Linked DNA regions of Homo sapiens: region 1 is linked to region 2. A link is a loop called in an ENCODE intact Hi-C map of the cell type or tissue named here. Cell type or tissue: PC-3. All regions are shown on one strand. Each heading gives the region's core, and the rest is flanking DNA. Links, peaks and the distances in the headings are about the cores only. Region 1 holds the start of PLA2G4A (phospholipase A2 group IVA). Region 2 overlaps PLA2G4A (phospholipase A2 group IVA).

Region 1 (17,001 bases), core at 5,496-13,495, 66 kb before region 2:
TGCTTTGCTACCAAATATAGAAAAATAGATTATAAGGCTTTGAACCATGTAAATTGAAAAAGCACTTAAAATATTACAAATCAAATTTTCTTTCCATTGAGGAAAGAATGGACATTCTGCAAGAACAAGTGAAAGAAAGTTAAGAAGAATGTTGCACCCTTTACATCTCGGTACTGAAGCACAGGGTCCACAGCAAACCCATCTGCACCTGACCATTGAGCCAGCACTTCAGCATCACATTCCAGGCTACTGGTGGAGTGAAAGATCTACTGTGCTCCGCGATACCTTTGGAAACACAATTAATTTACTTAGGTCTTCAATAGAGTTTTGTTAAACCCTTGCAATATGCCAACCAATGTGTTAGCTATTAGAGAGTCGTAGATGAATGAGCTGTGATTTTTGCCTTCAAGGAGCTCACTGTCTTGGTTGAGGAGAAGAGAAGGAGTTATGCTAATACATAATTATTGAGGTGGCTTTTGCCTTCAAGGAGCCCACTGTCTTGGTTGAGGAGAATAAAAGGAGTTTCTTTACATAAGAAATACATGCTAATACATAATTATTGCAGTGAAGAGGTGACGAGCTTTGGGATTTGGTGAAATTCAGACACTCTGATTAGTCACAACAAAGCTGTATAATGTCAGTCATAATTGGAATACAGTTTTATTTGAAAGTGTTTACTTTTTATCTCTTGAGAAGAAATCATGAAACTGTGATGGAAGATAAATATAAGGATTAAAAAATAGTAATCTCTAATTTAAAACTCTTACAGTATAGCAAGGGAAAAGAAATATCTATGTTCGGTGACATTAAAAAATAAAATCAACACCGTAATAATTACAATTTGGTTCAGCTTGAATAAACTGATAAAGGGCCTAATGACAAGAAACTGTTCTTAGAAGGTGGTTAGAGAAAAATGTTGAGAATAGTGGAGTTTTAAACCAGAACCTTAAGGTAATAATGGAAATAAATTATACTCCTATAGCTAAGTCTAGGTAATAGTTTATGCTATTAGTAAATTTGGTTGAAGGATGACAATTAAATATTGTTAGCTAAAGTAAAAAGAGGGTCAAATTGCTGATCAATAAAATATGAGTTAAGAGTTGGGATGGAGAAGGTTGAATTTAGGCTCGTGTGGATGTAGGGACTTGTGTGACAACCAATGGGCAGGTCTTGAGATTTTAAAACTAAGAGTCTAGTGAAACAGAAATCTAGTGGCTATGAGAGTCTGAAAGGCAGAAATTTAGGAGTCAGCTGCCAGCGTAGAGGTAGTGATTCACTTCTTCATTCATTAGTCTAATGTTTATTGATCATTTATTATGTTCCAAGAAGTGTTCTAGGCACAAGAGGTGAGGCCCCAAACTGTATATAACTTATATCCTAGCAGAAGGAATGAGAAATAAACAGAGAACAAAGAAACAAATGAGAACATCACCATATAAAAATTGCAATGCAAAAAATGAAAGTGAATAATAATGGAAGGAAGAGACTGACTTGTTCTTTAAAATTTGGGGGTGAGGAAAGAAAGTGGGTAGGGAAATGCTCTTTGAAAAGGTGGCATTTAAACTGAGACCTGAAGTCATACACACAGGGGTGTGTGGTTGGGAAGATCCTACTCTGGTGGAAGTATTCCCAGAAGACAGGCTAAATTCAAAACCCTGGGAGGCCAGTGTGGTCAAGGAGAAGACAAGAAACAAAATGGGTAAGCAAGCAAGATGAATAAGGAACCCAAGAAGGAAGGACTTCGGGAACTTAAAACACAATTCTGAGGTATATAGAAGCTGAGAACTAGCTCAGAGAGGAGAGCACCAGGGACCAAGGTGTGGGCATAGTTGTAAGGACTCTGTCACAGATAAATTGGGGCAAAGTCAGAATTTAATACACAATTTGCTGTAAGTAAGGTAACCAGAAGTTAGCTTGGAACTGAGCAATGTTTTCTGATGTAGGCCTTTAATAATTAATAATGATAATAATGACTATTATAGTATTCTATTCATCTACTTGTGATAGCCTTCTGTTTTCTTTCTTTGCCTTCATAGCTTTTACTCATCTTTGCCCAATGATTGAAATTCTGTTCCATCTTCCTTGACCCAGCTCCCAAATCTTGGCAGTTTAGGAGTCTTTACTCACCAATCCTCTAATACACAGTGTATTGCTTTTCCTAGATACTCACATTGCTTTCTGTTTGTATTTTTATACGTTGTGCCTATGTGAAGTTTCTCAGGGTGAGGGCCTATGTCGTATTCTTCTTTGTATCCCAATTAACTAACATAGTGTCCAAAACGAAAAAAGTACTCAGTGTATGTTTATTGATTGCATAAATGAATGAAAGTATATGTAGTTAATAGTTTACTCAAATCCTTTGTGAAATTAGGCAGAGCAAATATATAAAATAGTAATAGTTAAAATGTACAATATATATAATATATGGCAGGTGCTTTACTTAAATTATGTCTTAATTTTCACAGTAAGTCAATGTAGTAGAAAATAAACACATATACCCTTTAGATATGAATAAACTTGAGCTCAGAATGGATAAAAGGTAGTAGCAAGGTCATACATCTGATGATAGGCAAGGATGGGAAACAATGTTGAGGTCTTCCCACTACCTACATATTCTATCCAATTTGCCAGTGCACAGAGCGGATGAGGTTGAACACATTAATGTGTGTGAAGAAAGGAAAATTTCCTGTTGGAGGGCAGACAGTTCTTGATTGCTATGAACTTTTTTTGATTTTGTAGGCAATGAAGAGCAATGTAAGCTTTTGAGTGGTAGGATAACTGTAATATATTATGATGAAAATGATTATTGAGATAGTTATTCTTACTACTCTGGCTACTTTCTACAGGCTGAATTACAGAGAGACCAGTGAGGAGTTTATGACATCCCCCAGTTGTGGAGTTGTGAAGAATAGAGTTGGGGCCCTGGAAATAGAAAAAAAAATAATTTAAGTGATACTGAGTGGGATAAAATAACGGAACTTAAAATCTCATTAGATGTGAAATTACAAGGAGAGAGTTCATTCAAATATAGCTTCAGGAATATGAATGGATTTCAAAAGCATTAGGGAATTTGGTGCAGCATCTAACTTGAGGAAGGGCTAAACCCTGCTTAACGTTCATTACAAATTTTAAACATTCTAATGTCCATTTAAAAATCGTGAAATGGGTGAATGCAGATCAGTGCACAATCCATGTCTCAGTTCCTCACCTTACCAGTAAACTGGTAAGAGTTTTCTTAGGTGATCTCAAGGATCATTGTCCTCTCTAAATTCATAAAATTCTTTGAATTAGAGCCACTTCTTTCCTCTATCTAACCCTCTCTTTCCTTTCATCTTCTTATTTCAAAATTAGCCCTGAAAGAGACCATTTCTGGATGCACAAATGTGTACATATATACATAAATGTATGTGTATATATACAAGTATATAATTAGAAAACTTTTCCAGATTTTGTACATACAAAGTGCATTTTTTTTTGTTTTCAAGGCCTGGAAATGTTTGTGACTTTGCTTTTTAGATTCAGTAAGCATTGCTCAACATAACCACCTGATATTTTTTAAACTGCTTAGGATGGGGCTGATCAGTTTTCTGTTGTGGTTTCCTCTATAGCAATCATTTGATAAAATTCAACGGTTTACCCTAATTTTAATGATTTCAGTGTGTCACACCCTTCATAAATGGCCAAGAAACCCTGCTGTCCTCAATCATCAAGTTCAAGTATGTTACAGAGTCTTCAAAGTTCATTCTTAAAATTGATATGATAAATAGCAGCATACGAGTTGATGTTAATTATGACCCAGAATTCAAGCATCATGCCTTATCTTAAAAAAAAGCTCAACCAGAATTAGGGAGCATGATTGGGTAACACAAAGGAGAAGCATTACAGGAAAGCACATTATCATATATTAAATACAGAATACAGCTTTGGAAATTGTGGTGTCAATTCATCACATTGCCTTTTGAATTAATTGAGATGAACTATTGAGTCTACTATCCAGAATTTTAAAACCACAAGAGGAAAAAAGGACTTACAATACTAAGTAGAGGGGATTCATTCATTTGAAAATATTTATTGAATATCAATTATTAACATGTGCAGGCATCATGTTGGGAATTGCTTATATGACAGAGCACAAAATAGTCCCTTCCCTCCCAAAGCTTATTGTCTAGTCTATAAAACTGGTAGGAAATGTAAGTGTTGCATAAGTGATGAGAAGTTTTAAGATGGAGAATTACAGGTGAAATGGAACAAAAGGACAGAAGCTAGACTTTGGGTAGAGGAAAGGGGGATGTTGACATGGTAAGACCTTTCAGGAGGAAGTGACTTTTAAATTGAAAATTGAAAGTCATGCAGGCACCAGCAAGGCAGAGATGGTGGCAAAGGAATGGGCTATGTGTGAAAGTAATTAGATAGGAAAGACTATGGGATGCTCTTGAAATTGAAAGAAGTACAGTATTGCCTTGGAGTAAGGAGAAACAGGTGAGGCTGACTTGAATCAGGATGGGACCAGATATTTTGAGACCATGTTAAAGGAATTGGCGAGCCATGGAAGGAAAGTGACAAGATATTTGTGTACTAAAGTGATGATGACCATATTGCCTACTGTTAGGAAAAGATATGGGGAAAATGAGGAAAAGAGGGGAGCCCGTGTGTGTGTGTGTGTGTGTGTGTGTGTGTTTGTGTGTGATGAAAAATATATTGGATTGCTCTAAATCTGGGCAGTAAGGGAATGCTATCTGGCAGATTGTATTAACTGAAGAGACAGCAAATGGAAGTTTGGGATAATGATTTATCACATTATTATGCAATCTAACGAAGTCTTCCTTCTTGATGATCACACTCCTTAAGAGGTTGAAAACATTTGTACTGCAAAAAGAGTTTTAAGAGGGTAAAAGTTTCCTAGCTGTTCTGAAAAAAAGGTTTTAAGCCACGAATCCCAGACTTTTGGATATCAGGGATCAGGAGATCTCTTCCCTCCTTCACCCAGTAATAAACAAAAACAAAGTAATTCATATACAAATTTGGAATGCTATTTTAACACCAATGTTTAAGTCCATAATCTCGCAGTAAATGGTAAACCTTAGAATTCCTCTGAAAGGACAGTTAATGTCATTATTGTATATAGGATTTTTCTCATTTTTCTAGTTTGTCCACAAACTTACAACATTTTATCACATAAATAATGTTACAGATACTAAATTTTGTAGACCCAGCTCTAACTATAGCAGAGATGGGATGAAAATTGGTACAGCCTTCACCTGTGAACCAAGCACCCCCAAAGTCACTTAAAGAGCTTGAAATATGCCTGAATTCCACAGCTGAGCTGTTTAGGATAGACTAGAAGGAGGCTTAATCTCCCTATTCATGAAGAAGCCATATTATTAGTAGTTGCTTATTCATTAAAAGAGGGCAGATGTTTCTCAGCGAGTATTCCTTTGCGTGATGGCTGTTAGCTTTGGAAATATATCCCAGCAGAATGCCTTGATGACCACTCTCATGAGTCATTATGTTTTCATAAAAAGATGCTGAACGTGGCCTCAGAATAGGAACAGAAACTGAAAACCTCCTATTTTAAGACTTCCCTGACTTGTAATTTTTCTAAAGAACATACACATAAAATAAAATGGCTGTGTATATATTCATTTAGATTGAAACTATTCAGAAAATAATGATCAAGTGAACATTTCTGAAAACATGTTTGTTTCATATAGTAGGCACTGTATTTTTGTCTTTACAAATAGAAGTAAAGAGAAGTAATAGGTTATAAGAAAAGTTGATGAGTAATGATTCCCTTTTAACTTTATTCCTCGTTCATTCCTCTGGTGGAAGAGAGGTTTGGTAATAGGAAAATGTAATGCCATCTCTGCATAAAGCAGGTTTAAGAAGGTTTGTGAGTTTAATATTAACCTGGTGAAGAGTAAGACAAGCACATCTCTTACTAATATAGCAAGAAGAGTTTTTTTCAGAAGCTTAAACTCCTTGCTTCCTTCATCATTCGTTACATATTTTAAAACTGCATGAACACTGTTATTATTGGTTTAAGTTCTGCTTATGCAAAATGGTGAAGGAAACAAGCAAACACACACCATGGGCTTTGAAATCAGGAATACTTGAGTTTAGATCTGTGTTTTAACACTTTGTAAATTAACTTAGGCAATTTGATCATTTTAGGCCTCATTTGTACAATGTAGGTAATAACTTGCTGCAGTGCAATTAAAAATTAAATGAGAATAAATATGTTTTCCAGACCATTAATAAATGCTTGCTATTCTCCTCTCATGTTCATTCTCCCTGTTCTTGCAGCCAATCCTCCCTTTCTACCCAGGTTCCTTTGGATGTCCAGAATCTTCTTCCATCTACGTGATCCAGGCTGCTTTTTACAAGGAGACGTAAAAATATTAATGTTCTAATGATTTCTCACATTGAAGCTTGCCTTTTATTTTTTTTCTTTCTTTCTTTTTTTTTTTTTTTTTTTTTTTTTTGATGGAGTCTCGCTCTGTCGCCCAGGCTGGAGTGCAGTGGCATGATCTTGGCTCACTGCAATCTCCGCCTCCCAGGTTCACGCCATTCTCCTGCCTCAGCCTCCTGAGTAGCTGGGATTACAGGTACACACCACCACGCCCAGCTAATTTTTGTATTTTTAGTAGAGACGGGGTTTCACCATGTTGATCAAGCTAGTCTTGAACTCCCAATCTTGTGATTCGCCCGTCTCGGCCTCCCAAAGTGCTGGGATTACAGGCGTGAGCCACCACGCCCTGCCTTGCCTTTTCACTTCATTGTGGACTTGAACTGAGATTGTTAAAAAATGTTTATCAAAGTTTTGTTTGCAAAAGTGAAAAGGTTGAAAACAGTATAACACCTTAAAATAAGTGATTCTTTAATAAATTATTGTGTGTCCACACACTGTAAAATTATACAACCATTAAAAATATTTTATGGTCTTGGAGATGTTTCCAACATACTGTGAATAGAGAAAAACAGAGATGACAGAATAGTGTATAATCCTATCAAAATTATATCTACCAGCATAAATTTAAAAAAAAATTATAGACAACAAAACGCTAACCATTGTTATATTAGGGTGGTGGGATATATGATTTTTAAAATTATCTTTCTCTTGTGTAACTAGATACAATGGGTATGACTTCTATTCTATAGCACTAGATTAAGAAATGCCACATTTCTTTTGATAAGTCAAAGTTAAACTGCTCCTAACCCCCAACTGGCTAGGAAGTTTAATTTCAGGCATTATTGAAACTTCTTTCCCCTTCAATTTCTCCAAGCTGTGCAAGTGTCCTATGGATCTTGTAAAGCCTCAAACCTTTGAATAGAATCTTCTGGTTTAGTAATACGCTAGTTACTAATGGTAGATCCATGCTCAAGCCATATCATGCCTTGAAATTTAAGAAATATTCTCCTACCTCTGCACCAAGCTTGAGTCTTGGGAACTCCTGCAAATATAGTCCAATGTTACCATGGACACCATGCATTTTGTTATCCAAAATCTCTTCATTTCTCCTCAAATAGTTCTTCAAATTTTCATGTGGTAAAATTGTTTCCCAGTAAGAATAAACTGACTTTCCTAGTAAGGCATTATTTTATAAGGTAAGTGGCAATTTGAAGATTAAATATTTATAAATCTTATTAAATACATATTTAATATGTATTGCTATGTTATATTTATGCATTACTATGTATTATGTATTACTATACATTATGTATTCCTATTTATTACATATTGCTATGTAATATTATGCATTACCATGTATAAAGCACTAAATTCCTAATTCTAAATCAAGTATCTGTTTCATCAATCTTATACAAATTATCTTCTACCATGTGGCCAGGTAGCCATTCCTCAGAAGTCTTGCTACCTGCTGTTAATGTGAGGAATGAGGGTTGCTGATACCGAGTCTAAATACATGAATCGTCTGAATCCTTCCTACCTTGCCTGAGTGTTTTGCTTCTTCTCATAATTCTCCATAAGAATTTGGGCTATGCAAACATAATTGGGAAGGATGATGGTGGGAAGTTGGAAGGAGAGTGTAATAATCTCCATGTTTTGTACAGGGTGCTGCAGTAGTTGTACAAACTAAAAAGATTCCTTGACAATGGAACATAAAGTCATGATTTGGAATGGAGAAAGAAAAAAATACACATAGACACAAGAATGAAACACAAAATTGGTACATTCATTTTCAAAACGTTTAACAATGAGTTTGTTACCTTTCTAATATAAATTTTAAAAAATCTTATCAGGAAACAAAACAAAGTACGGGTAGATAAAAACTCCTAGCTTTTATTTTCCATTTCCTATTTGCTTGGAAGCTTTGACTTCTAATGCTCAATTAATTTATTTGTGAGTAGGCAATGGGAAATGGCTATAGAAAGAGATAAGTAAATTGAAGTCAAAGGCTTGGTTTGTCCTCCTCTGATGTTTAATTTTGGATGAATCACCTACCTTCTTAGAGCCAATGGTTTCCTATTTTTTAGAGTGGAATGGTAACACTGCAGGCTGTGGCCATGCTGCCAGGACCTGATCTCTATAACCCTAGCTTATCCCAGAAGTCACACACAGTTCCAGTATATGTCACCCATATACTAGGAGGACTTCCCTAAGCACTCACATCTGACTCTTTGAGGACTTAGAAGCAGAGGACACATTACAAAATTCTAAAGGTTTTCCTATCACAGGGCTTTAAACATCACTGTGAATAAATGATCAAATAAATGAATCATTTATTGGGTGAATGGGTAATATTTATTAAGCAAATATCATATCCAAAGAGCATACTGTGTGAGAGTTGGTAGAACATTCCAAAATAAATGATCATACAGAACCTAAACCTTGCTACCCATGTTTAATACAAATATCAGAGTGGCTATTAAGGAAAATGGAACTATTTAGAGAGCAAAGTGAAAGGGAGTTTGTCATTTTAGACTGTGATTTAGAGGAAAAGAATCATAAACTCTTTTTAATATCTTAGTGATAAATCACAATATTATCTGACATTACAGTGCTTTCTTTAACTGTAGCAAGTTATAAGCAAAAATGGATAGGCAACTGTTTAGGATATTCATCTTTTGTCTTAAATTCAGTTCTTGGACTATCTTACTGTTTTCTGGGATGTAAAAATATCTCAATAGGTGTATTAGTCAGGGTTTTCTAGGGAATCATAACCAATAGAATATATATATTCATAACCAATAGAATATATATATACACACACATACACATACACACATTCTATCATAACCAATAGAATATATATGTATATATATACACACACACATATAAGAGGAGATTTATTATGGGAATCAAGCAGCAAAGAGCTTTTGAAGCTGCTCAGTCATTGGTTTTATAAATATAAGTATAGGAATAGTGCTATTATCTTAGCCCTAGACAGCCAAATGTTCTATAAAAGTTCTCTACTGACATCTTTCAGAGTTCAGCTACATGGGAGGCACTGGAAATTCACTTAGCAGTAATTCTTCCTACTCAGGATTACCTCAAAGCAAAGGACACAGGCTCTGCCTTTCTCACTGTCGTCAGTACATTTAAATTCCAAGAGCACAAGTATTTTTAAAACCCTGCAAAGTGCCTGCCAGTCAGTTTCTGAGGTGAGTAATTGAGTTCGTGCCCATTCCTACAGAATTACTAAAACTAGACATGCATTTGCTTTACCAAATTTAGAGGACTCTTAGAGAGCAGAAAACGATGTGTGAAATTATTGCCACAAGTAGGTAAAATGAATTAGGACAACTCAGTTTTATCAAAAGGTCCTGAACATGGTTTGTCTGTAGCCAAAATTTTCTAATGTGTGTTGTCATATTTATTGTTGACAGTATGACTATTTGTAATTTGTGATAAAATCTGAGAGTATTCTGATTTAATTTTTACTTCTACATCATCTGCAAAAGGAAAGAGGTATTTTTAAAGTGTAGTAATATAAATCAATAGGTAGTATAGAGAAGTGGATGGTATGGGTAGGGTAGTGAAATGACCTGAATTGTAGGAATGTCTATCTGTTAGTGAAGGCTAGGATGATTTTAAGACTGAAAAGGAGATGCAGGAGTAAAGATTGTATGGTAGTATATGTAAGTAATAGTAAAGCAAGAGTACAAGTTAATATTTTGATAGTAAAATGGACAGGAAAATGCAGATATAAAAATGTGAAGATAGAAACCAGAAGATAAATAAAGGAGTTGGGTGGGTTGAAGGAAGAAAAGGGGCAAGACTCTGACAATTGCTGATGTGGAAGAGAATAGTAGAAGGTTCCTAGCCTGGGTGCTTAGGATAATGGAGGCTTTAATTATCTATTAGTAACTCCACTACCACTGCTCCCTAACAGTCAGAGATTTGGTTGACTTGGGACAAAGCTGAAAATATGGCCAAACAAAACTTGCTATGAGAGAGTGTGATACACTAGAAAAATTGTGGGCTTTGGAGTTGGACCGACTTGATTAAAATCCCAGCCTCACTACAAATTTTATATGCTTACTGAATATCGAGATTCTAAATAAAGAAAATAATGTCTCATTTCATGAATATAATGGTTAGTGATACAACAAATGTAGTACTAACACAAGTACCTGGCCCATTATAGGCTCTATATAAAGAGTAACAGTCAATCTTAGTAGTACTTTATTTGTTATAGTTTTCCTAATGTATTTATTTAAAAAGGAGGGAAAAGTTTAATTAAGCAGTAATAATTTGTTTAATGAGTTCAATTCAAAGTAAGAGAAAAGTATTGCTTCCGTTGTTTAGGTCAAAAGATCTTTGCAAATGTAGGTGTAACTACTAGTAGATATTTAGCTATAAAATATAGGTCTTATTGTTCACAGATACACTCTCCTGAAAAATGTAGTTTCATCATAACATCTGATTTTTAAATTCATGGTAAATACATTTTAATTAGGGTCCATTTCATCCTTACTTCTTGTTAGTTTTATATTGTCAGTAATTTATCAGTGTGTGTGTGGATTGGAGGGTATTAAAAAAATAAAATGTCTATTCTTTAGTAATGATGGAGATGGCAGTGGCAGGTAGAGTGCTATTTAGGTGTCAGGTTTAAGATATCTTTGACCCTGATATCATGGAAAACAAATTCAACAAACATCCATTGAGCTCCCAATGTGTTATAAACTTCAGGTGAAAAGAGGGTTTATTAACATGAGAAAGACTTGCCTTGTGCCCTGATGGAATATAAAATATTTTTTTTCTTGTATAGCCAAGTATAATACATGATCAGTGCTCTAATGAGCATTCTCATACAAGTAGAATAATGAATTCTGCTGGACAGGGAAAAGGGTAGGGAAATTTTCCAGACAAGATAGTACTTGAGCTAAGCCTTGCAGGTTGAGTAGGATTATTCTAGTGGAATTTAGGGAAACGATGTGCAAGGAGAATAGTCTCTTAGTTTGAATGAAAGGTAGAGGTCAATTAGTGGGATGCCAGAAAACTTGACAAGGTGAGAAAATCATTTTCTGTGACTTGCTATTTTACTAACCTGATTGATTTTGTTAATACCTAAAAAGAGAAATGATTCATGTTAATTATATTCACAGATACAAATAAGTAGCAAAAATATCAACTTATTATTTTACTATAAATACAGTTGGACCAGAAGACTCAAGCATAGCCTGTGGAATAGAAGGATACATTATTATAAGTAAATTAGTTGATTGGTAGCCATTTTCTGATTTTACCTGCAATCTGGATTAGATTCCCTATTCAACTCTCTCTTAGTACCCTATGCTGGCTAATCATCTTCATTTTCTATCCAGATTTAATTCTCATATACTACCTCATTACCCTGCTCAAGTTTATCAGAAACAAAGCAGTTTCATATAGTTAGAGCAGAAGATAGGTGAATTGGAAATAGTAAAAAAGATAACAGAAAACAACTCCACATAAAGAAAGAAAAATCATTCAAAAGAAGACATTTATGCAGCCAACAGACACATGAAAAAATGCTCATCATCACTGGTCATCAGAGAAATGCAAATCAAAACCACAATGAGATACCATCTCACACCAGTTAGAATGGCGATCATTAAAAAGTCAGGAAACAACAGATGCTGGAGAGGATGTGGAGAAATAGGAACATTTTTACAGTGTTGGTGGGAATGTAAACTAGTTCAACCATTGTGGAAGACAGTGTGGCAATTCCTCAAGGACCTAGAACTAGAAATACCATTTGATTCAGCCATCCCATTACTGGGTATATACCCAAAGGATTATAAATTGTGCTACTATAAAGGCACATGCACATGTATGTTTATTGTGGCACTATTCACAATAGCAAAAACTTGGAACCAACCCAAATGTCCATCAATGATAGACTGGATTAAGAAAATGTGACACATATACCCCACGGAATACTATGCAGCCATAAAAATGATGAGTTCATGTCCTTTGCAGGGACATGGATGAACCTGGAAACCATCATTCTGAACAAACTATCACAAGCACAGAAAACCAAACACCCCATGTTCTCACTCATAGGTGGTAATTGAACAATGAGAACACTTGGACACAGGGCGGGGAACATCACACACGGGGGCCTGTCGTGGGATGAGGGGCAGGGGGAGGGATAGCATCAGGAGAAATACCTAATGTAAATGACGAGTTAATGGGTGCAGTAAACCAGCATGGCACATGTATACCTATGTAACAAACCTGCACGTTGTGCACATGTACCCTAGAACTTAAAGTAAAATTAAAAAAAAGAAAGAAAGAAAAATCAATCATACAAACATCAGGGTTCCCCCTCCCAACCCCCTGGGGTTTTTGAGCCATGGCTTTTGACAAGTAGGTGTTCTTTGTTAGTTAATTTGGCCAGTTTTGGGGTTGTTCCTTTTGATTACTTATCTAGTTCTTAGCTTATTATTCTCTTTCTAAAATTTTAAAGATGTGGAAAATTACTAGCAAACTGCATGAAACTTATTAGCTGGAAATAGTGCAAATGGTAGAATTGGATTCAAAGAAGCTGCTATGATATTTCTCAGTTTCAGATGGGTCCCAGATGACTAATCTTTGTTGATGGACAAACCAAGTGGAGAGGGGTCTTCAGACATAATTGATCCTATAGACTGAAGCACGCTATGGAAGTCAGGGCCTATCTTACCTAAGGTGGAAGCAGAGGTTTTTGAAGTCAGTAGGTCAATGCTGAAAATATTTTTGGAGGAAATTGGGCAAAGTGAAGACGGCAAATCTGAACTTGTACTATCCACCTAGGGGTCTATGTGAACAGTGAGATCACAAGTAGTGAGCCAAAATAGATGAGATAAGGAGGCCATAGAACCACAAAATGGGTAAATGGGATTTGGTCTGCACTGATTCCAGAGAGGAAAAGACATACCTGCAGCAGCCTTTATTCATTATAAAGGTGGAGATAAATCAGCTTCATTTAGTAAGGCGGGAAAGAGACAAACTTCTCCCCGTATATATTAACCCTAACCATGACATATAATGACATTTTCTTTAAAAGCGTTTAAATAAATTTTTTATCTTTAATGCATGACACACTATTGGATATCATCTGGAAATATTGAGAGCTATAACTTTTTGTTATCAAAAAAGCACTAGAGCACTTTTTTTGTGCTCTATAAGCAAGCACTGTGAAGCTGCTTTTCCAGGGAGTCTTTTTTATCAGAGTCTTAGAACGAACATGCCCTGCAGTATAGATTCTTTCTTTCACCAGTTGTGTCTGGGGGAAAGAGATGAAAACTACCAGTGTGCTCTCTGCTCCTCTAATTAACATACACCTCCTTTCTAGAAATTCAGGGATTTCTTTGGAAAGAGAAATTTTTTTTTTTTTTTTTTTTTTTTTTTTTTTTTTTTTTTTTTTTTTTTTTTGAGACGGAGTCTCGCTCTGTGGCCCAGGCGGGAGTGCAATGGCGCAATCTTGGCTCACTGCAAGCTCTGCCTCCCGGGTTCACGCCATTCTCCTGCCTCAGCCTCCCAAGTAGCTGGGACTACAGGCGCCCGCCACCACACCCGGCTAATTTTTTGTATTTTTAGTAGAGACGGGGGTTTCACCGTGTTAGCCAGGATAGTCTCGATCTCCTGACCTCGTGATCCGCCCGCCTTGGCCTCCCAAAGTGCTGGGATTACAGGCGTGAGCCACCGTGCCCAGCCCGAAAAATGTTTATTATAAATCTATCCTTCCTAAAAAAGACATTACTGGCTTTTTTTTTTTTCAAAGAGAGATTTATAATATGCCAGGTTGAATTTAGGGGAAAAAAATAAAAACAAATAAGAGTTGAATGTTGGGCTACAGAAAGCAGATATTCCAGAAGATTTAGTGAAATTATATTCTTTGAAAATATTGTAAGAGAGTTAGGAGAGTGAGTTCAGTATTTAATTAAAGGCAAAAACAAGATCCTGTGTTTGAAAAACAAGATATACTAAATGAACATGTCAATCTTTAAAGACATGAATTGATTCTCATGGAATTTGGGTACATTTAAACAATGCACCTTCTTCATTACAGTGCTATAAGGTATTTGGATTTACACTGCAAATTTGGAATTCAACCTGATTTCATTTTCTTCCCTAAATCTCAACATATATATTACATTATTTGGTATGCCTTTAATCTTAAATTTACAAAGAAATTATTATCAACACAGGTGTTCTGAGTCTGGAGTGGAAATATTTAAACAGATTTGATTTTTAAAGTGGTCTGATACTCATTTTTTAAAAATGTACATTTTTATATTTGGGGTTTGTTATAAACTTTGCCTTTTTAAATAATGCAAAAATGCTCTAGGTTATTCACTGTCTTTTCAATTTTGTTCTCCTTTGGAAAAAAGGAGGAAGTAGTTACTACTTAAGGACAAGTAGCAATTTCAGACGCGCGCACGCACACACACACACACACACACACACATCACACACACAGAAATCCACAACAGCACTCATGGAATTTAGGACTGATTAATTTACATATTATTTAAGCATATTTTCTGACTTCAAACTCCTGGTTCTAATAACTAAGCATTTACATTTACAATATTAGCTTCTATGAGAAGAGAGCGTTCTCCCTCTTCCCCTTTAATTCCACCTTAAAACATCTGCAAAAGCGCAAGGAGACCAGCCCACATTTTAGCCCCTCCTACTCAGGATAAGACTTTCTCTAAGTCCGGAGCTGAAAAAGGATCCTGACTGAAAGCTAGAGGCATTGAGGAGCCTGAAGATTCTCAGGTAACTCTGGGAACTGTAAGCAATATATTTATTCTTCCTCTGCTCCACTTCTCTCTCCCACCCTCCTTAGCTTTTACTTGGTAGTTTACTTGGAAGGAAGAAAGGACGGAGGGGAAACCTCGCTGCTTTAAAAAGTCAGCATGTCCTCTGCCTTTTGAAGTGAAACACAGATTAGGGACCTCAATTTTCTTCAAACCCACGCAGATTTGCCTTCCTGGATCTAAATGCACTGTGGAGTCAAAGATTAAGGTGTTTCTTTGGGTTGGAATCCCAGAAAGTTAGCATTCAAAACGGCGGTGAGGTGGCGCTTATTAGCGTTCCACGTGATGACACCCAATGGTTACTGATCCCCAAACTTGAGCAGCAGCATGCTGTGCTGTTTGACAGCCCTAGCGATCTTTAGCGAGAGACTTTGTTGACTCACTTAACTTTTAATTTCTAAAAATTGGTCATTTTTGTTACTTATGGGACGCTTTCCTGGCTAGTCAATATTTTGCAGAATTATGCGAAAGAAAGAGGATTATTGAAAAATTAACTGTAAACGGACTGGTGTTCTGATGATCCACCCTTCCCCTAAGTTACTTGGCTTGCCAAGAGAAAAAAAAAATCTCAAAACTAGATACTAGAAAAGATTTGATCAAATTACATAGTTAAATTTTGAGTGTGGATATTTCAGTAATTTTGTTTCCAAAAAAAACAGAAAAAAAAGGTATTTGATTTTAAAGTATCAGTGGATGAATGTATCTGTCTCCTACAATTTATAATCATTTTAGTCTTAAAAATAAATTCACCTCCAAAACCAGAACAAGAAATACTCCTCATATGGGTTGATGATGTCAGCATTTATTCAGCTAAGGCAGATGGAGAGTATTAGAGGCGTACTGTCTGAATGGGTGTCAATTCTAAAGTTATATTTGCCAATATAATTTGAGTTCAAAGAAGATTTGTATTTTTGTTTCTCTTTGTTGTTTAAATTTAGAATTGTGGCTCAAGGGATATTTGTAGAGGACTGTAGTGAAACAAGCTCTGTTAAGAATTTTAAAGTTACATTCTACAGGTTCCTACACCTTGCCAATCAAGTTAGAGGTTGGGATAAGAAACAGGTATTTACTTCTTTCATTAGCTCCGGAAGAGTTAAATTTTAAATTAAGCAATAATTGTGAAATGCATAGAGAAGTGTTTAATGTGCATTTGCTCAAAGGAGTTTTACAAACTTCCCTTAGGGGAAGCATATTTTTTGAGATAAGACATTGCATCTTTTTAACATATTTTTAAAAAGTAAGTTATTCTGGCTGGGCGCAGTGGCTCATGCCCGTAATACCAGCACTTTGGGAGGCCGAGGCGGGTGGATCACTTGAGGGCAGGAGTTCGAGACCAGCCTGGCCAACGTGGTGAAACCCCATCTCTACTAAAAATAGAAAAACTAGCCGGACGTGGTGGCAGGTGCCTGTAATCCCAGCTACTTGGGAGGCTGAGGCATGAGAATCGCTTGAACCCAGGAGGTGGAGGTTGCAGTGAGCCAAGATCGCGCCATTGCACTCCTGCCTGAGCGAAAACAGCGAAGCTCTGTCTCAAAAAAAAAAAAAAAAAAAAAAAAGTAAGTTATTCTGAAGTGTTTTGCATTTTTGCATTTACATTTAATTAGGAAAAGAAAAATTATTAAATAGATTTTTAGCAACTGAAAATGTTCATTCCATAGAGGTTATTTGGCTTATGTTTTTAACCCATTATCTTTTCTAGTGCTGGTACTTAGAAAGCAGTCATAAAATCGAATCATCTACATATTAAAA
Region 2 (17,001 bases), core at 3,046-11,045:
TGGGGACTAGATAAGGAAAGAATGGAGAGAACATCTCATTCCCCATATTTCTTAACTGTACCGTCTTTGGACTCTTATCTTGGATATTCTTGGGACAAGAACAACAACTTGAATAAACTTTAGCTATCAGCTAAAACGTCAAAAGAAAACATAACAACATGTACAACTAAAAGTACAGCAAAGATCTGTTAGAATGAATATTTCTGCCATCAATATGCCTGTGTGGAATGTTTGAAATGTGTAGATTCCAAAGATGCCTCTTTGCCGTAGAGTGATATTCCAGTGAATGGCTGAGAAGGGTCACTGACTAGAGGGAGAACCTTGGGTTTGATGGGGGGTTGGGAGGGAGCCTTTAAGTCTTTCTCACCATATTTAGGCCTGACTTGGTAGGCAGTGAAGGTCAAAAGTGTGTTTCAGAAGGATAGTTGTGGTTGCATTATAGAAGGTGCCTTGAGAATAAGCAACTAAGAGATTATGCTAATAGTCTATGTGAGAGGTGGTGCTTAGTTGAATCGGGGCAATTATTTTGAATGAAATGAAGGAGTCAGATGTTAACATCATTTTGCAAGTGAAAAGCTAAAACTTAGAGACAGATTGGATATTTGAATCGTGAAGAAAAGACAACTCTCGTGTTTCTAGGCCAGACGGTTAGAAAAGATGACATCATTAAATAAAATAGGAAAGAAAGTGAGGAAAAATAACAAGTTTTTATTTTAGTTTTTTTTTGTTTTGTATTAATTTTTGTCTTACATTTAGGAAAAGAATGATGAAAATAAGTTTGCTTTGTAAATATTGAGTTTGAGGTATCTTTAAGGTATTCAAGGTATTTTTGAGGCATTTGAGAGCAGATTTAAGATTTCAGAATGGAGGTAGGGCTCACAGATGTAGATTAGGGAGACACTGACATTTATGTGCAAGGCAGAACTAAAGGAGTGTTAAAGAAAATCCAGAACTGATTCAGAGTAACTAAACAGGATTGAACTATTTCAAAATATATTACTTAAGAATAGATTATATGTTAACATATAATCAAGAACCTCATATATGTCATGTTTATACTTCTTCCCCCTTGTAGCCTTGAGGATATGAAGGAATGCATTGTAGCTGCCATTTAAACCTTGAAGATAATCAACTTTAAAGGATCTGAGATTAACTAGACTACACAATTAATGCATGTCATGTGATATGAGGGGTGCATATTGAGTGTTTTCAAGACCATATAAATAACTGCGATCATTCCTTTGCAACTTGGTTTTGACTACATGAGCAATACAGTGTTCAAAGGCCTCGCTTCCTTTTGAAGAATTCTAATAAGAGATTTGTAAGGGACACAAGAAGAAAGTCCACAGTTTAGTGATGAGTTGAGGTGGAGAAAGCTGGTGAAAGATATAGAGGAACTATTTAGAGAGGTAGGTAGGAAATCACAAAATAATGATATATTAGACACAAAAGAAAGATAATTGCACCAAGGATGTTGCATATGTGTTAAGTAAAGTGAGAAAAAGCTCACTGAATTTGGCATTGAAGTTAGGTTCGAGAGAATGAACCGATTAGGGTAACAGAAGAAGGCAGAGGACAGTAGGTTGGAAACTTATGGAATAATGAGATTTAGAAGCAGTAAGTGTAGACTATATTTTTCCAAAATCTTTGATGTAGGAGAGAAAAGATCTGGAAGAATTGTAAGAATTAATGAAATTTTGTTCATTTTTTTAAGGATGCCCAATATTTGTTTATATTTATAAGTTGAGAGAAAGTAGCTAAGGCAAAACCAATATTTACAGATTAAATTTGAGGCTGGGGATTAAAAAATAAGAAATATCCGAGAGAAGCGGTATTGAGAGAAGAGTGTAAGGATACTTTTACTTCTAAGATAATAGAGGAAGAACTTAAATATGAATACATTATTAAATTATAAACATATTTTTTAAATTGTGAGATATAGGGAAGGAAAATTGAAGGACTACATCTAATCCTCCCCCTTTTTTTTTTTTTTTTAGTGAAGTGTGAGTCTGAATTGTGTCCTCAAAAGAGAAGTAGTAAGTAGGGTAGGTGGCTTGAAAAAAACAGTACATGTTTTAGCAGCCATGTGGAGAATGGTGGGTGGAGGGGAAGGATAGGGATGATTATAGTTTGGCCAAGTTAGGAACTAAATGGTCACTGAAGTATGCTAAAGTGACTAATAGCAGTGTATTTACTTTTCCTAAGAACAACTTAGGAAACACATATTAAATTAATTTTTTTAAATGTCTAGAGGAATGAAAAGCTGATGAGTAAACTGGGACTTGAGGGACTAAGATCTCAGAAGAGAAATAAGCCAGGCTTGGCGTGGTGGCTCATGCCTATAATCCCAGCATTTTGGGGAGCCAAGGCAGATGAATTGTTTGAGCCCAGGAGTTCGAGACCAGGCCTGGACAACATGGTAAAACCCCATCTCTACTAAAAACACAAAAAATTAGCTGAGCATGATGGTGTGAGCTTGTAGTCCCAGCTACTTGGGGAAGGGGGCTAAAGTGTGAGGATCACCTGAAACCAGGAGGTTGAGGCTACAGTGAGCTGAGATGGCACCATGGTGCCACTGCACTCCAGGCTGGTTGACAGAGTAAGATCCTGTCTTCAAAAAAAAAAAAAAAAGAAGGAATAAGCTCATATTCTGCAAGCCACGTTTTCCCTCAGTCTATTAGTTAGCTGCATCTAGGTAGGTTGGAGGGGAGTGATAGGGATATGGGAAGTAGCCAAGCAGTGAAGAGGCCAATAATCCAGCAGAGCTTTGTCAACCTCAAAGGACTTGGGGTATAAAGACTGGATTTTAGGACAAAATAAGTTGATTTTGAGAAGCCAAGTTCCTTGAGAGAAAGCCTAGAGAAGAAGTATGCCTGACAGCCAGCACCTTCATCACGAGGCACTAGCCAAATTCTTGATTCATGCAGGGCAACAGTCTGAGAAGCAAAAATAAAAACCTGAAAAACAGGACAAAGATATTGGCAGTCTCATAAGAGGAAACAAACAAACAAACAAACAAGGAGATCAGAGAGACCAAATTAAAAGGGGCCTAATAAATACCCTTGACTTTAAGTTGGGAGCCTTAGAGTGGGAGTGAACAAGAGGTAGACTAACCTTACAAAGAATGAAATCAATTCATTTGTTAAAATGCAATAGAGGCTATCAGTCCTACTTTCTCTGCCTGCCAGAGAATAAAGTGGGTCATCTGTGGAGGTAGATCTAGCTCTTCCATAATTTGTCATAAAAAAGTCTGGCATTCAGTCAAAGGTTGACTGAATTATAAATATTCAGCGGCTTATAGAATATGAGTGTAACAAAAATAAGATCAAGAAACAAACAGATCCACAAGTATTGGATATGGATCTTAAAATAACTAAGAGTAATATGTTCAAGAAAATAGATGCTAAGATGGAGGATTTTACCAGGAAACCAGATATATACAAAATAATCAAATGGAAAATTTTAAACTGAAAAACACAAGAAATTAAGAACTCAGTAGATGGTTTTACTGTAGTTTGAAAACAGTTAAAGAGAGAATTACTGAACTGAAAAATAAGTCTATAGAAAATATCCAGACTGAAACACAAAAGACAAATAAGGAAATAAAATATAGAATAAAAAGCTAAGGAATATCTGGGGTATGACAAAAAGCATTGGGAAGAGAGAGGGAATAGGGCAAAAGTAATATTTGAAAATATAATGGCTGGGTATTTTCTGTAGCCAATAAAATATATTGAAAAGCAAATGACCAAGAGTGGATTTCTCAACAAAACAGAGAGGAACCATAAGATATTAGTTGACATCTTTGAGGTGTGGAAATAAAGCAACTGCCAGTATAATCCTGAAGATATTGAACAAAGTTCCAGGACTTAGACTACCTGATATTACAATTAATATAAAAATATTATAATTAAGACAGTTTGGTATAGGCGTGGTATAGATGCAAGCTTAAATGATAGATTAATGGACTAATAGACAAACGAAGTCCAGAAACAGACTTACACTTTTATGTGACCACTTGATTAATGCAAAGTTTATACTGCAATGCAAGGGCTAAAGGCAGTATTCCCAATAAATAATGCTGGGTCTATTGGTTACACAGGGAAAAAGACTGAATCCTAACTCCTACCTCATACCTCAACCAGCTTAGTACATGGGTAGCGAAAAGGTTGACAATCGTAAAAGCTGCTCTAAGATCTCTGTGTGTAATTAGCAATGTTATTACATCATAAATATATCAAAGGAATGACCACATCTGAGAATAGTATTCAGAGGCATTTCGTTCAACAAATTTTCATTTAAGTTTTGGTCTTACTTCTTCTCGTTTAGTCATTTCTACTTTGTTGATAATTGAAGCATAACATTTGAAGAGCAGTCCATCACCTTAAACAGATTGCCAACTAACACACCCACACTTAATTTATTCTTGCATTTATTTTCTCGTGGCCATTTGAAAATGTATTTTATGTCTGGAGAGAAATAGAAGTAAATGACTGGACTGGGCTTAATCTAGTCTATGGGCAGAATAACTCCTTGACAGAAGAACAGTAACTTTGTTGCCTTCTCAATGTCAAAATGTTTGTAATTTTTCTGTGGGTGTTATTATACTCCTGTTCTTTAGTTCCTCGTAATATTATACCTTAAGCCCCTGTTCTTCAAATGTCTGAATAATAATCACCTGGTCAATTGTCAAAATGCAGATTTCCAGGCCCATGCTGGAGAATATGATTGAAGGTGCTAAGGTTCTGCATTTTTAACGGCACTGCAGATGAATCCGTGAAGGTCATGGTATTTCAATGGACTACATTTGGGGAAACACTGTTTTAAGCTCACTGTCATTGAACCATAGGTATTCAGAATGGGCCATATTTTGACTACACATTTGGGAGGACTTTCCCCTTTGGGATTTTTTTTTTCCTATTTATCACAAGAATTGTAACAAATTACTTGTAATCTGTTTTTCAAACAAGAGGTTTAAGTTGCTACTGATGAAGGGGAAATAGGCAAATAGAGAATATTTAAAATAGAGCTAGGAGTTTAGAAGCTGCCATGAGTTCATGAATCACATGATATATTACTTGGACAAAGCTGAAATGACAAATGGGTCTGTTATGACTTCAGGCAGGCGCTCCTTAAACTCCTGAAGTTTAGTAGTAAGTTTTACCACCCTGAAGCTATTTCTGGTGCATGTAGTTTCATGTCAACTTTATGGGAAGAAAAAAGATCTGTATTCCACACCCCCGACATTTTTTGTTTGTCAAGATTTAGATAAAAGGATGAGATGTAAAAGGGGTTTTTGCCCACATATTACATCTTTGCTTCACCACATGTTTGGCTGAAAATAATGAAGATGAGGCTGAGTTAGTGACTCAACACGCAATTGCCCTATAGGTGTTAATTGACAAAGCCATGAAATAAGTATAATGTACAGGAAAAAACAAATTCTACATTTAACTTTTTCTTTAATTCATTCCTTGAAACTTCTCTAAAGTATTGGGCTGTGTTTACTGTCAAAGTGGGCTGCCTTCCTTTTCAAATCTTCTAATTCTGTTTGCTACCATGCCAGTGATGGTTATAGATTATGCAAAGAAACTGAGCTATGTGATTATTGTAATCCAACTTTAAACTAGCCTCTTAAAACTTATTTTTATCCTATCTACCACTGTTATAGATATTTCTTAGCTTACAATGATTAGAGCTGATGCAGATTGCAAAATCAAAGTGTGCAGTTTTGGTAGTTTTCCACTGTCCAGCATCCTTTGACATCTTAACTCTGAAGTCTCTGGCTAAAGAATCAAGAGGAGAAATTAGAAACGCTGCCACTCTGGACATACATTTTAGAAAGCTGACTTACTTTCAAAGTAAAATTAAATAATGCAAATCCAACATGACAGCTATTAAACTGGATTCTGATTTTTTAAACAAAGTCTGTGGATGTTTTAATATATAAACATGGTGTGGGTATTGTTTTTATGGTATTTTCTTTATCATTTTGTCAGAATTAGAATTTGTTAAAAATATGACCCATTGAGAATCTAAAATGGCTGAGAAGATGGGTAGATAATGGTTTGACTCATGGTGCTTCTCAATTTGTCCTTTCCTTTTCCCATCTGGTGCCTTCCAAGGAACTTCACTTGCAGCTTGCTCCTTCTTGTTTGGGCCAAGTAGACCTCACCCTCCTCTTTCCCAAAGATTCAAGTAAAGATTAAGTCTGAAAAGGCAATTTCCCCACCTACGATTTGACCTTATTTGTGTGTAATAATCTGGGTGACTGAGTTACTAGTCACTGGGGTAGTGTAACTGCTTATCTTCAATTTACCTTGCCTCTAAAATTAGGCTATTAACATTTGACTCACTTCCATAATCCGAATTTTCAGTTTAGTGTTTGGCTCCCTATCAAGGCTGAACTGCTTGTGAATGAGCAATGCCTGGCATATAGTAGGCACTCATGTATTTGTTGAATGAATGAATGATGTTTGCCATTTGCATGCCTCCCCTTCCCACACACTCTTGTATTCCACGTTGGTTTTTGCTTGGCTTTGTTTTTTTTCTATTACTTCTTGGAAAATGGTTAAAAAAAAGAGCATTGGCCTTATGAGAAAAATCTGGCCCTATGAGATGATGTAGGGCTATGTTTTGTAACACATAATTTGAAGCATTAATTGAATACTTTCCTTAAAATTACATATTTTTCTTGATAATTTTCTACCAACTGCTATTCTAAATATGGAGTTTTACTTCTGATTTGCAATCCTGAGCACTGGTGATATGGTAGAAACATGGTTAAGGAAAAGAAGCAGTCACCTCCTGGTTGAAAATGTGATAATGTTACCCTATGACATGTTCTCTTCTTCTTTGGCCCATTTCACCTTATCATCCTTCCCACTCAATCTTTTTGTTCTCTAATTTGTATTCCATGGTCCTGTTGAGAGTTATAAGCACTGAGTTAGAAATGAGAATGACTGGCTTTCCCCTTTTGTCTAAAATAGGATATCAAAAGTGTGACCAGAAGATGATCCACATCAGTGTCAGCTAGACTATTTGTTAAAAATTGCAAGCCCTTAATTCCACTACAGATATGCAGACAATGGGTCTTCGGGGATGAAGGTCGGGGTCTATGTTTTTACAATAACCCTGGGCATTTGTGTTGCACTCTCACTTTTGCCCCACTGCTCTTTACCAATGATGTATAAGGTCCAAGCCGGAAAATTAAAGGCAGCCTCAAAGGCTGATACCTTGTTTGTAGATCCTCCCGTTTTATAATAACAACCACTAAACATACACATGCATCTAAAGAAGCTGATGACTACATAAAGAACTAGGAGCAATACTGAACAATTAAGTGAAAGACATTGATTACGTTTTTTGATGACCATAGCTGTTGTTGACAGACAACATCTATTTAAATTTTTTTGGGGGGGAAACCCAATCAATAGGTCAGAAACTATTATTTTTGCTTTTCCTTTATTTTCAACTGTTGGATCTTTTTGTTTAGACCTCTGTACTTCTTCTCTCCCCCCTCCCTCCCTCACTCTTGCACTCACCCTCTCTTTCTCTTCCTCTAATTCCAGCTCCTCTTTCCATAGAATCCATACCCTGTAATCTAATTTTTGTTACTGAGGAACATGATGTAATAAGAGAATGATTGTTGTAGTCAAATGACCCAGGTTCAAGAACTTGACCTGATACTTATTAGCTATGTGATATTGGACAGAATGCTTAATATTTCTCAGTTCCTGTTACTTTAACACTAAAATAAAGTACTTACATTATAGCGCGATTGTGAGATTTAAATGAGACTAATGTGTGTAAAGTACTTAACACAGATCCCTGTAGTCATTACTTAGTTATTTGTTGTTTTTGTTATTAATTATAATGGCCGCATGGAAAAGCACCTGTTAAACGGGAAAGTCAAGTCGATAGGTTAGGAAACCTTAAATATTGTAATTGTCGCTTTCTGTTGTTAGCTTCTGAAGATGTACAGCTGAGGAAGACAAGATCTTTGCCCTCAAGTTGTTTATAGTCTTGTAGGAAAAGACAGATAGATGTATAATTTCATCCATAAAGTATAGTGTGTCCAGTGCTGTAAGACATTAAAGGATTCGGTGGAATCCTAAAAAAGGAGTGATCAATACTTGCACAGTTTGGGTCACTCGCTTTGTTGCTAAGTGTATATGTAATGGGAGGAAATTAAAATAATTTCTTTATTTGCAATTGTTTTGTTCTATTTCAGTGGGCACACATATCATACCCTGATTCAAGTGGGTATTTATGTGAAATAGAAAAAACCGTTACTGGCCGGGCATGGTGGCTCATGCCTGTAATCCCAGCACTTCGGGAGTCTGAGGCGGGCAGATCAGGAGGTCAGGAGATCGAGACCATCCTGGCCAACATGGTGTAACCCTGTCTCTACTGAATATACAAAAATTAGCCGGGCATAGTGGCATGTGCCTGTAATCCCAGCTACTCTGGAGGCTGAGGCACGAAAATTGCTTGAACCAGGAGGCCGAGGTTGCAGTGAGCTGAGATTGTGCCACTGCACTCCAGCCTGGCAACAGAGCAAGACTCTGTCTCAAAAAAAAAAAAAAAGGAAAAGAAAAAAATTGTTGCTTCATAGAGACACCTCATTTCCATCTGAATATTGCCATAATAAATACATGTTGATTTTTAATATGAGTGCCACCCCTTAAAGTTGTTCAGTGTACAACCTGTACAACCATACAAGGCAACTCTATAACAATAAACAATATTCTTCTCACAATGACTTCCATTATTTTATCTGATAAAGTAAGCAGGATGATTTTTCTAACATTGACAAATATAATCTTTTTTTTAAAAAAAAGTATTTTTCAATTTTTTTTCTTTTTTACTTTTTACTTTTACTTTTTAATTTTTATGGGTACATAGTAGGTGTATATATTTATGGGGTAAGTGAAGTGTTTTGATATAGGTATGCAGTGTAAAGTAATCACATCATGGAGAATAGGGTATCCATCCTCTGAAGCATTTATGATTTGTTGCAAATAATCCAATTACACTCTTTTAGTTACTTTTAAGTGAACAATTAGGTTATTATTGACTATCGTCACCCTGTTGTGTTATCAAATAGCAAGTCTTATTCATTTTTCTGTTGTGTTTTTTTTGTATCCATTAACCATCCCCACCTCCCCTCCAGCCCCCTACTACCCTTCCCAGCCTCTGGTAATCATCCTTCTGCCCCCTCCATGGGTTCAACTGTTTTGATTCTTAGATCCCACAAATAAGTGAGAATATGTGCTGTTTGTCTTTCTGTGCCTGGCTTATTTCACTTAAGATAATGACTTCCAGTTCCATCCATGCAAATGGCGAGATCTCATTCTTCTTTATGGCTGAGTAACACTCCATTGTGTATATGTAACACATTTTATTTACCCATTCATCTGTTGATGGACACTTAGGTTGCTTCTAAATCTTAGCTATTGTAAATAGTGCTGCAATAAACACAGGAGTACAGATATCTCTTCAGTATACTGATTCCTTTTTTTTGAGTATATACTCAGCAGTGGGATTGCTTGGTCATATGGTAGCTCTATTTTTAGGTTTTTGAGGAACCTCCAAATTATTCTCCATAGTGGTTGTGCTAATTTACTTTCCCACCAACATTATACAAGAGATCCCTTTTCTCCACATCCTTGCCAGCATTTGTTATTGCCTGGATATAAGCCATTTTATCCAGGTGAGATGAGATCTCATTGTAATTTTGATTTGCGTTTCTCTTATGATTAATGATGTTCAGCACTTTTCATATGCTTGTTTCCCATTTGTATGTCTTCTTTTGAGAAATGTCTATTCAAATCATTTGCTCATTTTGTTGGTTACATTATTAGATGTTTTTCTACAGTTTTTTGAGCTCCTTATATATTCTGGTGATTAATTTCTTGTCAGATGGGTAGTTTGCAAATATTTTCTCCCATTCTGTGGGTTGTCTCTTCATTTTGTTGATTTTTTTTCCTTTGGTGTGCAAAAAAGCTTTTTAATTTGATGTGATCCCATTTGCCCATTTTTGCTTTGGTTGTCTGTGCCTGTGTGGTATTGCTCAAGAAATTTTTGCCCAGACTGTTCTCCTGGAGATTTTCCCCAATGTTTTCTTGTTGTAGTTTTATATTTTGAGATCTTAACATTTAAATTTTTAATCCATTTTTATTGATTATTGTATATGGCAAGAGATAGGAGTCTAGCTTCATTCTTCTGCATATGGAGATCCAGTTTTCCCAGCACCATTTATTGAAGAGACTGTTTTTTCCCCAGTGTATGTTCTTGGCACCTTTGTCAAAAATGAGTTCACAGTAGGTCTGTGCATTTGTCTCTAGCTTTAAGCCCATGATCTTGTCACTATCACAGTCCTGGGTGAAGGTCATGTTGGCGTTAGCTGGGTGACATTGTTATCATCCTGTAGTAGCTTGACTGAGATGTTGACTGCTTTGAACCTGTCCTCTCTAGATAGATGGAGGAATTCTGAATAAATCACTTAATAAACAATTCCCTCTCACAGGACTATTATGAAGGACAGCGACATATGTAAAAAGTATCTACCCTATGATGTTTTTCTATTATGTGTATATTATCTTGTCTCAGACATTTAAATACATCACTACAGATTCATTGAGAATAAACTGACAACATATATTAATAAAAAAATTAGGAACTATGAATCACATTTCTACCTCCTTCTTGTTTGTGTTTACTATCTGTAGTTGATACTCCAGATCCCTATGTGGAACTTTTTATCTCTACAACCCCTGACAGCAGGAAGAGAACAAGACATTTCAATAATGACATAAACCCTGTGTGGAATGAGACCTTTGAATTTATTTTGGATCCTAATCAGGAAAATGTTTTGGAGGTAAGTGAACCATTTGGATGCTGTTAGATGGTTGTGATTCATGTTGAGAGACATGCTTGAGTTTGTCCTTTTACTGCCTTTTTGTTCCTGTTAGCTATAGTTGGAGTTAGACTGGGCAGCTTGGTAGACTAGAATCTAAATGGTGTCTGTCAAGTAATATGAGTGTCTATCAGGACATACAGGAGTTAGGTAGGGTTGGGAAAACTGCTGTCCTCCCCACGTGCTTTGGAGAAAACATATTTTCTGCTATCAAGGAGAGAATCCCAGTATAACAGAATAAAAATATTTTAAATTGCCTTTTTAAAAAGTGAAAATTAATTTTTCCCAAAATATTTGTATCGATTTTCTGCATTAATATCTTTCTCATATTCCAAAGTAGAGAGGAGATAAAGTTTCGTTTTTGAAAACATGATAATTGAATAAATCAATCAGGAAAATGTGAAAAATTATTATCTTATAGCAAACACAGTACTCAGAAGGAAAAGATTGGCCGGGCACTGTGGCTCACCCCACAGCATTTTCAGAGCACCAAGGCAGGCAGATCACTTGAGGTCAGGAGCTCGAGACCAGCCTGGCCAACACGGTGAGACCCTGTCTCTATTAAAAATACAAAAATTTGCTGGATGTGGTGGCGCTTGCTTGTAATCCCAGCTACTCAGGAGGCTGAGGCAGGAGATTCGCTTGAATCTGGGAGGTGGAGGTTGCAGTGAGCCGAGATCCCGCCACTGCACTCCAGCCTGGTGAGTGAGACCCTGTCTCAAAAAAAAAAAAAAAAAGGAAAAGATAAAAGTATTGTTACTAATTAAATATTGAGATCTTCAAGGACTCTTAAATATCATTTGAGAGCTTCATTTTTTTAAATGTGGTGGAAATTATAGATGTCATTTCCAAAGATCCATGGGAAATTTTATTTTTGTGCTTTACATTTTACTCTGTAGATTACGTTAATGGATGCCAATTATGTCATGGATGAAACTCTAGGGACAGCAACATTTACTGTATCTTCTATGAAGGTGGGAGAAAAGAAAGAAGTTCCTTTTATTTTCAACCAAGTAAGTAACACTGCAGAATTATATTCCAACCTTATGTTAGATAAAGTCTATTGATTCTGGGAAGTTGGGTTTAACACTTGGAAAATTGTATTTATTTGTTCATAGAATGTTTGCTTTTTAAAGAGAAAATTTTGTTTTTCTTTTTACTTTTTGTCCTAATTTTAAAAATTATTCTGACATCTATAAACTTTGGTTGAGGTATTATACCAAACACTACTAAGGCTTTAATCTCCTTTGTTGCTCCAAATGATGACATTGGGATTCAGCAATGCCTTTGGACTCTAATGGCAAAATTTAATACAAAAAATTGGGGAGGATAAAAAGACATGCAAAATCTGAGAGCTGGGGGCAGAGAGAGAGAGAGAGAGAACAAGTAAACAAACTCAGTGGAAAATGTTAGGAAATTCAGACTATTCCAAAACCACATGTTTAGTAATAAATCTCTCTGGGGGAATATTTCTGTCTCAGAGAATCCTCAAGTAAATAGGGACAAAGCAGTGAAAGGCCAAAAGGATTGATGGGAGGTTATTGTTATCTTTGACTTTCTAGGTTTGCTACATTTCTGAAATTTTGATAGTTTATTTTGGAATAATGAAACCTTAGGTAAATAATTTTGTACAGAATAAACTCATTGGATTTTGAATTCTGTAAGAAACTAATTTAGTAGTTTGTAGTAAGAAATGTAAACAACTGGTGGGCCTGTATGTGTAAGGCTGGTTACCATACTAATTTCTTGTTGTTGGGAGAGACAATGTGTCTCTGCGCATCTTTAGAATGACTTTCCAAGTCCCTACATTCACCTCAACCTACCTCTCCCTTAACTCTCAGCTTCTCCATGTTGCCTTTCCTGTTACTGTCCCAAATGAGTCTTCCTCCTTTGAGTCTCCATGATAATTATCTATGGTATTCATTGGGACTACATTATTTATACTGTTCAATGTTTCATTTTCCTCTTGTAAACTAAAATCCTCTAAGTCAGGAAACTTGAAATACTGATTAAATGTGCCTACAGAATTAATTACATAGATGACATTTATGGAATGAATGTGTACCTATTTAGAAACCAACTTAGCCCAAATGAGCTTCTTGACTAGTCCATGCAATCAGAATGGCCCAGGTACCTTGAGGATGCTCTGGTCCATGCACTCCTTGGTGCTTCCACCTGCTGCAGAAAGCATTTCTTCTGTCTCATGCCAAGAGATGCACTCACCACAATTCTGTCGACCCCTTTTAAAGCTATTTCATTCATTCCTTTTACAAACATTTATTGAAGATCTGCTGTGTGCCAGCCATTGTGTTTTGTTCAAGGAATATAGAGAATAAGGTACAGGAAGTTCTTCCCTCAATTATCTCCCTCTGGGAAGGAGGTGAGTAAAGGTTGAAATGAGAAGTGGAAGTAGGGAGATACATACGTGTGATAAAAAGAAATCCCCAGACAGTGAGATAAGTACCAATGAGACATGTATAGAGTGCTATGGGAAGGCAGAATAAAGAACGATTGTGTTGTGAGAGGAGGCTAGGGATGCCTCCATAGCAGTAGCTGATTTTGAACAAGTTGAACAGTGAACTGTGGTTAACACTTTGGCATTGAAAGACAGGCTGTTTGGTGTTTAAATTCCAGTTCTGTTCCTTGCCATCTGTTTTATTCTGGGAAAATAACACTTAACTCTTCCGTTCCTCAGTTTAATCATCTGTAAAATGGAAATAATATTTTCTAAGGGAATCATTATGATTAAGCAAGTTAATTTTATTTATGTATATATAATACATGCATATGATAATATATAATATAATGTATATTACATATGAATACATTTAATTATAATTTGATATATTTTATGGTTCAGTATATACTGACATATTATTTAGTTTATATATTAAGCATATAATTCAATAAGTGATTGAAAGTGATTAAAAGTATGTTAATACTATAAAGTAATTAAAATAAGTGATTAAATATATCGATACTATACACATATAGATGTGCACATGTATACATACAGGGCTTAGAACAGTTTCTGGTACGTATTAGGCACTATATAAATGTTACTTGTCATTGTTGCTGTTATTACACCTTAAGAAAAGAGCAGGATTTCATCAGTAAAGTAGTTATGAGCATTCTGGGCAGAACAGATTGCTGAAGGCCAGAGTCTTGAAAGAAGAAAGCAAGCTGGGGCATAGCAAGATAAAGGGCTTGGCAGATCCATTTTGCTGAATCATAGGGAAGAGAGTGTAGAGGTGGTCAAAGGCTAAAATCTTCAGGCCTTAGTTATTGCATGTTTCTAGCATAGGCTCTCAGTAAATGTCTGTTGAGGGCTTTGGAAGCATGGATTGGACCTCCTGAAATCATTTTTCTTTTCTTTCTTCACTTTAGTTCATGATACAAAGACTGTTTTTGAGAGAAGATATTGTGGACAACATTCATTTCCTCTCCTCTGTCATTTCCTATGGCTAGATGTGTAATCCCTAGGGCTCTAAAAAGGCTTTCCACATTCCTGAATTTAAAGAAGATTATGTAACTATTTTTTTTAGTGTGCCTGAGAAAATAGTTGTCCAAGCAGGCTTTTCTTCATTACTCTGTTTTCAGACTTCTTTGTAGTTTTATCTGAATGATAATCCTTTGAGCTGCAGGGGTAGTTGGGAGAGAAGTAAGCATGATGGCTAAGGGGAGAGTCCCCTGCTTGTTCCTCAGATCATGTGGGAGTGCCCTGTGCCAGCCACCCAGCTATCCAGCCTCTGCCCTCAGCTTGGAATCCCAGTCTTCCTGATGATCTTTCTACAGTGTTTACAGAGGTTGTAAGAGAGAGAAGTTGGTGAGGGAGCAATGGGAGAGAAGAGATGTAAGCCTTGAAGATGGTTATGGCAACACAGTGGAGGAAAAACAGCACTTAGATTTGGTGAAGGGTAAACAAATTCTTCAAGGCAAAATAGTATTAGCAAAAACTCTTTCATAGTTTTGTCATCCAAACGTTAATACTGAGTCAACATAGAGTGATTTCTGTGTCTAGGAGACAGCTGGAGAAATAACAGGAGCTTCCAAATGGAGATGGGCAGATTCCCAGAGCCCTGCTTTATTCACTTGGAGTCGAAACTGGGAATTGAGAGAATGGACCCTCGTTTTGTCTCTGTCATTCATAGCTCTCCAGAATGTTTGAATTGTTATCCTTTCTTTCTGAGTCTTATTTTCTTCATCTGTAAAATGAAGGGTTGGATTAAATTTTTCTAAGCTCCTAATTTGTAAAATTCTATGACCTAGAAAGAATACTTCTCTTCTTTTAAAAATATTTTATTTTTATTTTTATTTATTTATTTTTTGAGACAGGGTCTCGCTCTGTTGCCCAGGCTGGAGTGCAGTGGCACAATCTTGCTTCACTGCAACTTCTGCCTCCCAAGTTCAAGCCATTCCCGTGTCTCAGCCTCCCAAGTAGCTGAGATTACAGGCACGTGCCATCATGCCTGGCCAATTTTTGTATTTTTAGTAGAGACGGGGTTTCACCATGTTGGCCAGGCTGGTCTCAAACTCCTAACCTCAAGTTATCCTCCTGCCTCAGCCTCCCAAAGTGCTGGGATTGCAGGCGTGAGCCACCACACCCAGCCTGTTTTATTTTTTATGTTAGGTTCAGGAGGTACATGTACAGGTTTGTTATATGGGTATGTTGCATGATACTAAGGTTTGGGCTTCTAATGGTCCTGTCATCCAAGTAGTGAACATGGTATCCAATAGGTAGTTTTTCAACTCTTGCTCCTCTCCTTCTCTCCTTACTTTTGGAGTCTCCAGTGTCTATTTTTCTCATCATTATGTTCCTGTGTACCCAATGTTTAGCTTGCACTTATAAGTACAATACCTTATTTTCATTTGGCCTTCTTCACCCAAAAGCTTCCAATTCCTCTCATTTTACAGATATGGAAGCTAAATGATAATAATGCAAGAATAAAAATCTATCATTTATATAGTATTATATAATTTAAAGATACTAACTTGTAAATAGATTGTGTTATTAATATGAGAAGAATATAAGCCTCTATTGTGCTCCTAAAATGTTGCTAAATATTAAAAAAACTGCACAAAAAGTACAATTTTCAAGGAACTAAGAATCTGTTTGGAAAGTATACTTTCATGTGTAAACAGACAGATAATAATAAGCAGTATCATGGGGTATCTATTCATTGATTTACTTGAGAAGTTTTTATTAAACAACTGTTATGTTCCAGACAGTATTCTAGGTGATAGACAGTATCCTGTGAACTCTCTAGGGAGCTTGCATTCTAATAGGGAAAGTAAACAGGCAATGATGAGCAAAAGAATGATCAACACGCCATCAGCTAATGAGAAATACTGTGAAGAAAATAAAGGTATGCAACAGAAAACAGTTGGTGGGCAACTGAAATTTGTATAGTCACAGGAGACCTCTCTAAAGCATTATTATTCTTTAAATTTTATTATAAAAATGTTTGACATAGAAAAAGTTGAAAGATTTATACAGTGAACATCATATAACTGCCACCTAGATTCTATAACTACCATTTTACCAAAAAAACTTACTTTTCTGATACATTTAAAAGCAGGTGGCCAACAACAGTATACTTTACCCCTACAAACTTCAGTGTATCATTATCTAGAGTTTAATATTTATGTATAATAAATGGACAGTGCAGGCAATGTGTGCAGTGAGTCATAAGAAGAAATTATTTATTCATTAATTCATTCATTTGACAAATAACTATTGAGCCCTCACTATGTGGTAGACACTCTTTAGGCACTGCCTATTTCAGCAGTGAACAAAATGAACAAGAATCCCTACCCTCAGGAAACTTACATTCTACTTAGCGAGACAGATGAAAAGCAAGGTAAATATGTAAAAGATACTCCTGCCAGATGATGATAATGACAAGTGCTAACTAAACTAGGGGCAGAGAATGGGGCAGTGTGTATATGTGTGTAAAGGGGTCACAAAGGCAGTTCCAAAAATTTAGTTAAGAAAGGTATCTTTGAGGATATCTGAGGACAGAAGGCACTCCAAGTAGAAAGGCTCTGAAGCAGAGTTGGCCTGGCAAGATGAGTAACAG

What was found. A loop is a pair of places that touch in the nucleus more often than their neighbours do. Peaks named below come from ENCODE experiments on the same cell type or tissue, not always from the same donor. Only the 100,000 strongest peaks of a DNase experiment are listed, where the experiment ranks them.
Region 1: a loop joins it to region 2, with 6 times the contacts of the local background. A loop is called at or near these places in 3 of 110 quality-filtered maps.

Annotation. Positions count from the first base shown.
Region 1 is chr1:186,813,825-186,830,825 of GRCh38, forward strand. PLA2G4A (phospholipase A2 group IVA) reads left to right here and starts at 15,125. Exons shown (of 18, transcript NM_024420.3): 1 at 15,125-15,211. In PC-3, for the core only: no CTCF peak of the experiment used is centred there; no DNase peak of the experiment used is centred there; H3K27ac peaks cover 2,707 bases.
Region 2 is chr1:186,882,278-186,899,278 of GRCh38, forward strand. PLA2G4A (phospholipase A2 group IVA) reads left to right here. Exons shown (of 18, transcript NM_024420.3): 4 at 10,734-10,882; 5 at 11,821-11,934. Among named protein-coding and RNA genes, the nearest start is that of PLA2G4A, 62 kb to the left of the region's middle. In PC-3, for the core only: no CTCF peak of the experiment used is centred there; a DNase peak (open chromatin) is centred at 6,254; H3K27ac peaks cover 2,266 bases.